Regions from separate parts of the Homo sapiens genome. Here region 2 is linked to region 1. Evidence: chromatin loops called from intact Hi-C (ENCODE). Cell type or tissue: A673. All regions are shown on one strand. Each heading gives the region's core, and the rest is flanking DNA. Links, peaks and the distances in the headings are about the cores only.

Region 1 (5,390 bases), core at 211-5,210:
TCCTTTTACATTTCTTTGCCCCCACATTTTGCGATGGGAGGTGAAATAAGAAGCAAGGTCAAATTTTATGAAATTGCCAATGTCAATTATTTCTGACCTAAAGGAAGAAAGCAAAGGAGGATGGAAGCAAGGAAGCAAAAAAGGGGGAAGGAATGGGGGAAAAATCTTGTGGAAGCGAGGGCTAGAATTAGGTAACGACTCATATATTCTGCTCTTTAATGATAATTACAGTTTATTGAATGCTTCCTCTGCATGAAGCACTGGCTAAACAAAGTTTTACATATATCACCTCACTTAATCATCACATCAACTGCGTGAAGCTCCTCTGAACCCCTAAATTATTCCCATTTTAAGGATGCAGTAACTGAGGGTAAGAGTTAAGATATTCATCCAAGGTCCTGCAACATTTAACCACAAAAGTCATGGCTTATCTGCTATATGAGAAGAAAAAGATACAAATCATTAGCACCAACAACTTCCACTACCTTTTAATAGTGTTATATATATTTTCATGATTATAAGAGTAATCATGTTCAGTATAGGAAATTTGAAAATTACAGAACATTTGATGGAGAAAATGAAAAATCATATGAAGTCAAATATAACTTGTATTATTATTTTAGAGTCTCTCTCACTTTGGGTGTTTTCCTGCTTTTAACAAATTTGGAATTGTTCTTTTTATTTTATACTCTGCCTTAAAAATAATTAGCATTGTTATGAATGTTGCCCCATTACTTTAAAAATTCGCCAAAAACTTATTTGGTTATATTATATTGATACATAATATAATATATAAAACATATATAATGATATCCCATTAGCTATCCAATTGTTTTTCTCATGTTAAAAAATTAAGCAGTTACCAAATTCTGGTGTTACAAATGTGATGAACATCATTGTACAAAATCACTACTTTTGACACCAATGGCAGGTGTGTTTGTCATTTAAAGGTGATTTCTTTTCCACAAGAAGTGTCATCACTTACATTTTCTGGTTGTTCGGTCACAATGATCTGCATGGTGTGACCAGGTTGATGGAACTGATACACTGCATTTGTTGGGAACTGACCCAGCCAGACCTGGGGTGTGAGTGTCCAGACCAAAGCCAACTCCAGCCAGGTGAGAGGACTTGCAGCTATTTCCTCCCCTTGGTGCTGTCCTGGGCTCAGCCTGGTGAGGATTTCCCACAGGAGGCAGGGATGAGCAGACTAGAGACAGCTGTGTTGTTCTGAGAGCTCACTGCTGGCTGCCACACAGGGCAGCATCTGCTTTAATACCTAAGGTTGTCACCTGGTGGGGCCTGAGCTATGGATACTGCACTTCCTGAGACCCCAAGGTGTGGCCCTCTTTCTGTGGCACACTTCCAACCCATTGAACAGGAAATAAAACACAGCAAAACACTTTATTTCTTCTTCCCTTCTTTCATTCCCAAACCTTATTCTTACTTGGTTAAACTCACCTTCCTTAATCAGAAAGAAAGGAGGTGGCTCACACCTGTAATCCCAGCACTTTGGGAGGCCGAGGCCTGCAGATCACCTGAGGTCAGGAGTTTGAGTCCAGCCTGACCAACGTGGTGAAACCCCGTCTCTACTAAAGTAATCCCAGCTACTTGAGAGGCTGAGGCAGGAGAATCGCTTGAACCTGGGAGGTGGAGGCTGCAGTGAGCCGAGATCGCGCCATTGCACTCCAGCCTGTGCAACAAGAGCGAAATTCCGTCTTAAAAAAAAAAAAAAAAAAAAGGAGGGGCATACCTTCTTTTATTGTGGCAAGAAGGGGAGAAAGTAGAAACACACAAATTAGACTGCACTGCCAGTTTCACCTCCTGCTTTGTGCTTTTTTTTCTTTAAAGTATGACTTTTTCTCCATATTTTAAAATATTTTACTCAACAAAATTTATTGAATGTGTATTATGTACAAAGCACTGTTTAATGCAATAGGAATGGAAATGACTGAGGCTCTACTGAAAGAAAAATTTTACATAACTTTGCTTAGATTGGCTGCTTATTCAAAAATTTAGAATATTGAATATATTAATTTTCCTAGCTACTAGAAATGTCAAGCCCTTTACTAATAAATTCTAAGTTTTTTGAAGTCTCTAGCCATTTTTAGTTTAGTTTTCCCCCTGTGCCAAGGAGTTTTCTGTTTAACATTGTTAAATTTAGCAAATAAAAGCACAGGACACACAATTAATATTGGATTTCAGGTGAACAAATACCTTTAAATATATTTCATGAAATATCCATAGGTGTGTTCCAAGTATTACTAAAACATTATTTGTTCCTTATCTAAAATTCAAATTTAACTGGATGTCCTGTATTTTATCTGGCAACTCTATTTCTATTGAATAAGAAATTTTCCATTTATTGAGTCTTTGCCTTCGGCTTTTTTTTTTTTTTTTTTTTTGAGTCAGAGTCTTGCTCTGTCACCCAGGCTGGAGTGCAGTGGCACGATCTCTGCTCACTGCAACCTCTGCCTCCCGGGTTCAAGTGATTCTTGTGTCTAAGCCTCCCGAGTAGCTAGGATTACAGGCACCCACCACCACACCTGGCTAATTTTTGTATTTTTAGTAGAGACGTGGTTTTGCCATGTTGGCCAGGCTGGTCTCAAATTCCTTCAGGTGATCCACCCTCCTTGGCCTCCCAAAGTGCTGGGATTACAGGCGTGAGCCACCACTCCTGGCCTGCATTGGGCTCTTAACCTGACACATTTAATGTTTATACATCTCTATAATGTAGGTATTGCTATCCACATTTTATATGCAAGGGAATGGAGGCCTCTAGAAAACAAATAACTTGTCTGAAGTCCCAAAGCCAGCAAGTAGTGGAGACAGCATTCAGACTCAGGTTCACCTGACACCTAGGTCCATGCTCTTTCCTCTGGATTATAAGTACTTATAATTGAAGTATGGACTAGTTTTGGAATATTCCACTTTAACTGTATTTTAGTAGAATATTTGATTTCAAATTGAAAGAACAATCTATATAAGAAGGAGGGTAAGAAGGAGGAAATTTTGCTCTTCTTCCCATAATATTTAGAAGAAACGTTTTATCCCAAAAGCACTTGAACAAATGGCACTCCTCCAACTCTACCTTAAGATACTCATTTTCTAAATGTATAGTTTTTGTTCAAAGTGGTTGAGCGCTTCACTGGAAGTTTGTAGTAAAATATCGCCCTCTTCTGGACAGATGGGTATCATTCAATGGAGATGGATACAAAAGACTTTTTTTTTTTTTTTTTTTTTTTTAATTTTTTCCTTCCAACTTTTATTTTTGGTTCGCATGATACATGTGCAGGTTTGTTACATGGGTAAATCGTATGTTGTTGGGGTTTGGTGTACAAATCTTTGTCACCCAGGTAGTCTATAATAGTACCTGATAGTTTTTTGATCCTCATCCTCCTCCCACCTTCCAACCTCAAGTAGGTTCTGGTGTCTATTGTTCCCCTCTTTGTGTCCACGTGTCCTCAATGTTTAGCTCCCACTTATAAGTGGGAACATGTGGTATTTGCTTTTCTGTTCCTGTGTTAATTCACTTAGGATAATGGCCACCAGCTGTATCTATGTTGCTGCAAAGGGCATGATACTGTTGTTTTTATGGCTGCATAGTATTCCATCGTGTGTATGTCCCAGTACACTTCTTTTTGTTGTTTTTATGGCTGCATAGTATTCCATCATGTATATGTCCCAATACACTTCTTCATCCAGTACACTGTTGATGGGCATCTAGATTTATTCCATGTCTTTGCTAATGTGAATAGCGCTGCAATGAGCATACACATGCATGTGTCGTGTCTTTATGGTAGAACAATGATACAAAGGCTTTTTAAGAGTTAGGACAAAAGTACAATTCGATTATGTATCCAAACACACAATAAATAGCTGTTGTTGTCACTAAGTGTACACCTTCTTCACTGTGACTTCTCAGAACGAAAACAGAAAGACATGTTAGAATTGGCTGAGAAACATATTCCATCCATGTTTATGGAGCTGGCTGAGTGGTGGGCATGGAAGTGGGCAAAATCTTTACTTCCAGGACACACCTTAAGTAACCAAACTGCAATAATACCTAAGTCATCAGAATCACATAGCTTCAATGAATCCTGAACAGAAAGAATTTCACATGTATAAGATGAATGGTCAAAGAAGAATAGAAAAATATCCACCAGCATTGGAACTTTGGCGTCAAACAATCTATTTAGATTCCCTTCTCTTCCACTGATAAACTATGTGACCCTAGGCAAGTTATCTAAATTCTTTAGCTCTCAGTTTCCTCATCTGTGAAATGATAAAAATAGCCACTTATTAGGAAAGGTGGAATAAAGAAATGTGGTAATATCTGCTAGGGTCTGAATGTTTGTTCCCCCAAAATTCATATATTGAAATCCTCACGCCAACAGTGATGGTATTAGGAGGTGGGGTCTTTGGGAGATGATTAGCTTATGGTGACAGAGCCTTCATGAATGGGATTAGTGCCTTTATAAAAGAGGCTCCCGAAAGATCTCCTGCCCCTCCCACTGTGAGAGGTTTATAGCAAAGAGACATTGTTTATGAACCAGGAAGTGCCCTCACTAGACACTGAATTTGGTGGCATCTTGATCTTGGACTTCCCAGCCTCCAGAGCTGTGGGGAACAAATTCCTGTGGATTGTATGCTATCCAGTCTATGACATTTCATTATAGCAGCCTAAAAGGACTAACATATAAAGTATAAAAACAATTTCATTTTCTAAAGTGTCCTACTTTATTTTCACCCAAATTTTGGCTAATAGCCAAGGTTTAGCAAACCAAATTATTTCTCTAAATTTATCCAATTTTAGAACTGTGTATTTTTTCAAGAAAGTCGATATCACCATAAAGATGTTTTGAAGCAGGAACCTCAGAAATAGGTGAACCTATGAACGTCTAACCAAATATACTCTATATTTTTATGTAATTTCAACTGAAAAAAAGTTAAAAAATGTCAATACACTAAAATATCAAAAAAGATGAAAGCATTTAAATATCCCTGTATCACAAATGATTAAGAATATCCAGCTTTATAAAATACACTGTCAAGTATCAGAAAGTCATTATGCATTTGATTTTTTTTTTGGCATCATTATTTCTGGAAATGACATATAGAAAATGTTGAGGTGTGTGCTGAGTTCCCTTTTGTTTGGCAGGAACCAGTTTCACCTTCCCCTCTTTCACACCACAGAACTGAGAGTCCTGTAAGGGTAAAAGGGAAGAAGAACAGGAGCTGTTGATGCTTTAACTTCATTTTGCTAGCAGTGTTATAAACCACAAATTTAAGTCAATGATATGCCTTTAACTGCCTGACAAGTTATTTAATTCAGATACAGCTATTAAAAATTTATATTCATTTGACCTAGGATTGAGTTCTAGCTATGAAAC
Region 2 (5,390 bases), core at 232-5,231, 400 kb before region 1:
TTTCTGGCTACTGTGGTCACATATGGAGCTAGGAGTGCATATAACCCAAAGGAAATAACAGAGATGAGAGCAAACATTTTGCTCCCTGGAATCAGCATCCTTAGGTCTGCTCATCTTGGCTTAGGGAAGGAAGATTTACTTCAGCAACCGGATGCTGCCCACCTCATGATGCTGCCCACCTTCCCCAGCCCTGCCTACTTAACTCCCTGGACTTCATTCATTGCTCATCCAGATCTGTGGCACCAATTACATTTCACAGGAACAGCTGGTCTGCCAATCCTAGACACTCCAAAACAGTCTGTCCTATTATTGCCTCCATCTGACAAGACCCAGGAGAGAGGAAAAGAAACCTAGCTCTGATCTTGAGGGTATGTCCAGGGGTGTCAGTTTTCTCCACTGTAAAACTCATACATTGCACAGTGTGCTTTGTTTCCCAGATTTTTGGCATCCATTTCACTAGTGGTAAGTATTTTAATTTAAATAACAGGGCATGCAACCTGTGATTTCACAAAAACGCAAATAAAACAAAAAGCAGAGGAAGAAAAGAGATTAGAGGAAAAGTGCCTGAGTAAAGATTAATTTCTACCATTTATGTTTGTTAAAAATATGTGAGTATGTCTTGTACTAAGCACTTTCCATATCCGAGTTCACCTTTGCTGTGAAGGAGGAACAGTTACAAATGGAGAGACAGAGAAGGCAGAAGTTCAGTCACGAAGCCAGGATTTACATTCAGATGGGTCTGACATTATAGCCCATACTGCCTCCAAACCACACAGCTACACTGCCCCACAAAGCGCTGAGAGAAGATGACAGAAAAAAATCACAGAGAAAGCGAGTCAAAGTTGAAATGGGTGGGGGGGACAGGGGAACAGTGGGGCAGGACAGTGGTGGGGTTGGGGATTGGAAAAGAGAAAAAGTAAAACCTTCCTTGTGGCCCCAGTGGGTCGAATAGATTGAAAAAGCTTCTCAGCAAGGAGGTGTTTGAACGACACATTTCTCCTCGTATCTGAAGGGCAACAGGATGATGGATTTGTGAGTCTCTGAGAACCTGCACTGTGAGATGGAAAATGATCAGATGAGTTTAGCGCTTTGGAAAACAGACCAGAAGCTCCTGCCACTGGAGCCAGCAGCACAGGGAGGCCAGGCGGGCACTGCAACCAGTTGTCATAAAAAAAGATTTTCTGGAAAGCAAAACACTGAAGACAGACAAGGGTGGAGAAGGAAAGGCCCTACTACTAAGAATTCTAGTTCGTTCTCTTATAATAAATGTCCATGAGTGCATTTTTGACCTAAAAATTTCAGTCCTTGTCTCCACACATTCCCACTGGGGGTTGAAGACCCAGACTCTGGTGCCCGATGCTGTATCAGAAGAGTCTCCTTCGGAATGCAGAGGTTTCAACCTCCTTTCAGAAGAATTAGCCATGCTTTTAATTGCTTCAGACAATTTCGGGCGGTGATAGAAAAATATAGGCAGCTTATCAGAATGGAAAACTCCTTCTTGAAATTACAAAGAATTTTTTTTTCTCACAACAAGTTCCTTAACTCAAGAGAAAAAAAAAAGCTGAATGAAGTGACTTTAAAAGAAAAAGGAAAAGCAGTTCTTCTGAAACAGGGGGGTTGAGACACTCCGGTATTTCCAGCCAATGAAAAATGTGATATATGCCAGGCTTGTGTGATGCTAAGGCTAAGTGACTGCAAATTAATTGAAAAATATCCTGGATAACTTAAGTTGCAGGGAGCACATTAGGTCGCTTTGAAACAAAGGCAGAGAGAGTGCTTTTGTTTGGTTGCAGATGCAGGTGACCTTGCAAGAAGCACACTATAAATTGCTGTAATTGTGGGATGATAAGCCAGGTTGATAGATTTCTGTCACTCTCCCTCAGTAAAAAATGGGCTCACCTTCCTGAAGTCTACAGAGGCATATACATCAAGAAGCACATCATTGCTTCTGAGTTTCTGAGGCAAGACAGGTTTCTCTGTCCATTTACAAATATCCAGAAGGAGTATCCACATTTTGCCTATCCACAGGAATTCACGTTTATTGCAGCATCATTTTCGTATCTTTTTCTTGAAGTTTTATTCCATTTCTCTTTTATTTCTAAATGTGAATGTGGCTTTGGACAATAACGTCCTGGTGTGATTAGGAAACAGGGCAAGTAAGGGAAAACCCCCCAACAAGGGGCTTATTTCCCCTTCTTTGTTTTTTAGACCAAGTAAACACAACCAAAAGGGACAAAAAAAAGGGAAAGAGGATGCTTATTGATCACTTTGTAGGAGCAAACCGGAAAGACTTAAGGAGTCCTGCTGTGAAGTCTCTGCTGCTGCAACATAAAGTAGAGTGTTGTGGCTCAGGCAACCCTAGACTCTGCTGTCAATAGAAAGACCATGTTAGAATTTATAGCACATATTCTGTACTTTCTTTTGGAAACATTTCTGGTTTTTTTTTTTCTTTTCCATTCAGAAAATAGCATGCTGCAGGATAGAAACCCTTCTGCTGTTTCCTTGAGCCAGTGAGAAAAAAATTCGACAACATGGAAGCTCTTTTGTCTGAAAACCAAGGGTTATGATTTAGGGGTACACACTGATGCAGAATCCTTAGGAAATGAGCATGAGGCATAGTGTAGGAGTTAACAGGGTGGATTTTGGAATCATATAAACCCAGGGGTGAACCCCAGCTTGGCTGTGTAACCTGGGGTCTGTTATATGATTTCTCTAAGCCTCAGTGGCCCTGGGTGTCAAATAGAAGTGCTTTTACCTCGCTGACAGGGTTAAAATGAGGATTAGAGATGATATAGGAAAAGTGGCACAGTGCCTAGTGCATAGTAGGTCTAAAAAAATGGTGGTTTTCACTCTACAAAGGAGCACTTTAGTATATAGATGTGCTTCTAGCAGTATCTATCATGTCACATGAGAAAACAGCATAAAAATAGAAAAAGTACTCACTCAAATAAACGTAATATATATAGATTTTGGAGTCAGACATCTCCACAGAGGCTCCACACAAGATATGTGGCCACTGGAAAGTAGCTTAATCCCCTTGGGTCTCCTTTTTCTTATCTATATGTTAGAGATAATACATTTTTCATAGAGATATTGTGAGGAGCCAATGGTGTCTCTAAAAATAAACAAGTAAATAAATAAACATAATGTTTGGCACATAGTAAGCACTCAGTATATACTTGCTCTTATCCTCCTTTCCCACTGAAGAATAATAACAAGAAGAAGACTATGAAGAGTGTATTATTCAGAACCAATAAAATGTGTGTGTCTGGAGAGAGATATTTATTTTAAGGAATTGGCTCATGTGATTATAGAGGCTGGCAAGTCCAAAATCTGCTGTGGTCTGGCAGATTGGAGTCCCAGGATGAGCCGATGCTACAGTTCAAGTTCGAAGGCTGTCAAGTGGGAGACCCAGGGAAGAGCTGATGTTGCAGTTGAAGTCCAAAGGCAGCCTGCCACAGAATTCTCTCTTGCTCAGGGAGGTCAGTCTTTTGTTCTATTCAGGCCTTCAACTGATTGGATGAGGTCCATTCATACTATGAAGGGTAATCTACTTCATTCAAAATCTACCAGCTTAAATATAAACCTCATCCAAAAAACAAAAACAAAGAAAAACCTCAGAGAAACATCTAGAATAATGTTTGGCCAAATATCTGTGCTCTAAGACCCAGCCAAGCGGATGCATAAAATTAACCATCACACGTATCTTTAATCATTTCAGAGACTCCTTTTTGAAAACAAAGAGGGGCAACCAGCTGATTAAACCAGGTTTGAGAAATTAGAAATGGAATTGTTAATGGAGAAATTCCCTTCTTCTATTAGCCTTAGATCCTTGGGGTTAGAGCTGGGACACAGGATGGATGGTAGTGTATCCTGATTTTTGTAATGCAAAATTTCAGCATTTTGTTCCACCCCATGAAAGTTTCTATCCCCTTTGGACTAAAAGACGAATGTCTCTATCACTAAAGCAGTGTCCATCACTGACTTTGCTAACATAGTTCATGTTTGTTACTGCCCTTCCAACATGATTTCTACAACAAATAGTAAGAGAGATCTAATGTTACATGATTCTAGCTTAAAGATAAAGGAGAAATCTAATCTTCATGTGACATGGCATATTCTTCTAAATATGGGAAGCATTATGCACGGCATTTTCTGGTGTATTTTCTGTAACTGTATACTGCATTTCACATGCACCAATTGCTTTGGGACTGGCTATAAAATAGCTATGTAAGTTGTTTCTAAAGGCTGTATTCTGAAACACCTTTCTAAATGCTCCGCTTAATTTTTTTCCCACACTGTAATTCATTGGTGGCCTTTTCTACAATGAATTGTTGGAATTAACCAATAAATCAGCAGGAAAAGACATGCCAATTTCCTTCCCAGTTGATAAATTACAGTGTGGGCTTGGCATAATATGTTTTATTTTGTGAGTGTGTCTGTGTGTGTGTGTGTATGTGTGTGTATTCTCCCCTTCCCCCAATTTTCTTTTCAAGAAATTCTGAAATACTGGAGCTTCTATTTTGCTTGCCAATTTTAATGGGCAATATATAGTATATATTTCTATTATGTATTATAAACATCTGTAATCAAGGGGTGACAGTTATTGACAATTAGAAAATAGTATTATTCCAGGTTTGCTCAGATGCATTTGCCGTAAAAATGATTTGCTTTCCATTCTTATACCCAATTTGTTTATGTTCATCAGAATTTCTCTACCTCTCAGGCCTCAGTTTTCTTGGTAACTAACATGTTATTACTATATTTAAAGAGCAGTGTTTCCTATTAATCCACAGATCAGTAACTGTAAATAATGCTGTAATCCTCTTTCTTTAACAAAATATTAATGTAATAAAGATAATAACATTTCTTTAGGTTGAGAATGTTTAATCATCTATTCTCATGAAATATAAGTAATCAACCCTTTGCCCAGCTATATTACCATTAAGGCGCTCAGACAAATCTACTTATAAAATGACAATGCTGGTCAGTAATAGCAATAAAGGTAACTTAGTGTCCCTCTTGGGAAGCCATTCTACTATCTACACGTACAACGTGTTTCCTTTAGATTCATCTCTTTTTACTGCGTAGCGATATAAACAGAGAGGTCATTACGGATCCCCTGGCCAACCTGCCCTGAGAGCCCACCATCTACATGGTCTGGCTCACTTCTCTGAGGTAGAACCTCTCTCTTCTTAGATTCTTCACTGCATAAGGTAAAGTTCCTCATCGATCAAGTAAGAACACAAATATTTCAGATGGTTTTTGGGATGATTGATTGGAAAGTGACTTACTCAGTGCTGAGTGCAAAGTAGCCCTTTGGTAGGTGTGCATTCTTTGTTCTGCAAAGAAGTGGCAAAATCCTTAGAGAGAATGTTGGGAAATACTTA

The links. A loop is a pair of places that touch in the nucleus more often than their neighbours do. Peaks named below come from ENCODE experiments on the same cell type or tissue, not always from the same donor. Only the 100,000 strongest peaks of a DNase experiment are listed, where the experiment ranks them.
Region 2: a loop joins it to region 1, with 2.6 times the contacts of the local background. A loop is called at or near these places in 1 of 110 quality-filtered maps.

Annotation. Positions count from the first base shown.
Region 1 is chr11:30,344,066-30,349,455 of GRCh38, reverse strand. No RefSeq gene overlaps it. Among named protein-coding and RNA genes, the nearest start is that of ARL14EP, 24 kb to the right of the region's middle. In A673, for the core only: a CTCF peak has its summit at 3,181 (motif pointing left); a DNase peak (open chromatin) is centred at 3,155.
Region 2 is chr11:30,746,340-30,751,729 of GRCh38, reverse strand. All of the region lies in intron 2 of LOC101928338 (a long non-coding RNA gene), which reads right to left. Among named protein-coding and RNA genes, the nearest start is that of LINC02859, 14 kb to the right of the region's middle. In A673, for the core only: no CTCF peak of the experiment used is centred there; a DNase peak (open chromatin) is centred at 2,269; H3K27ac peaks cover 2,208 bases.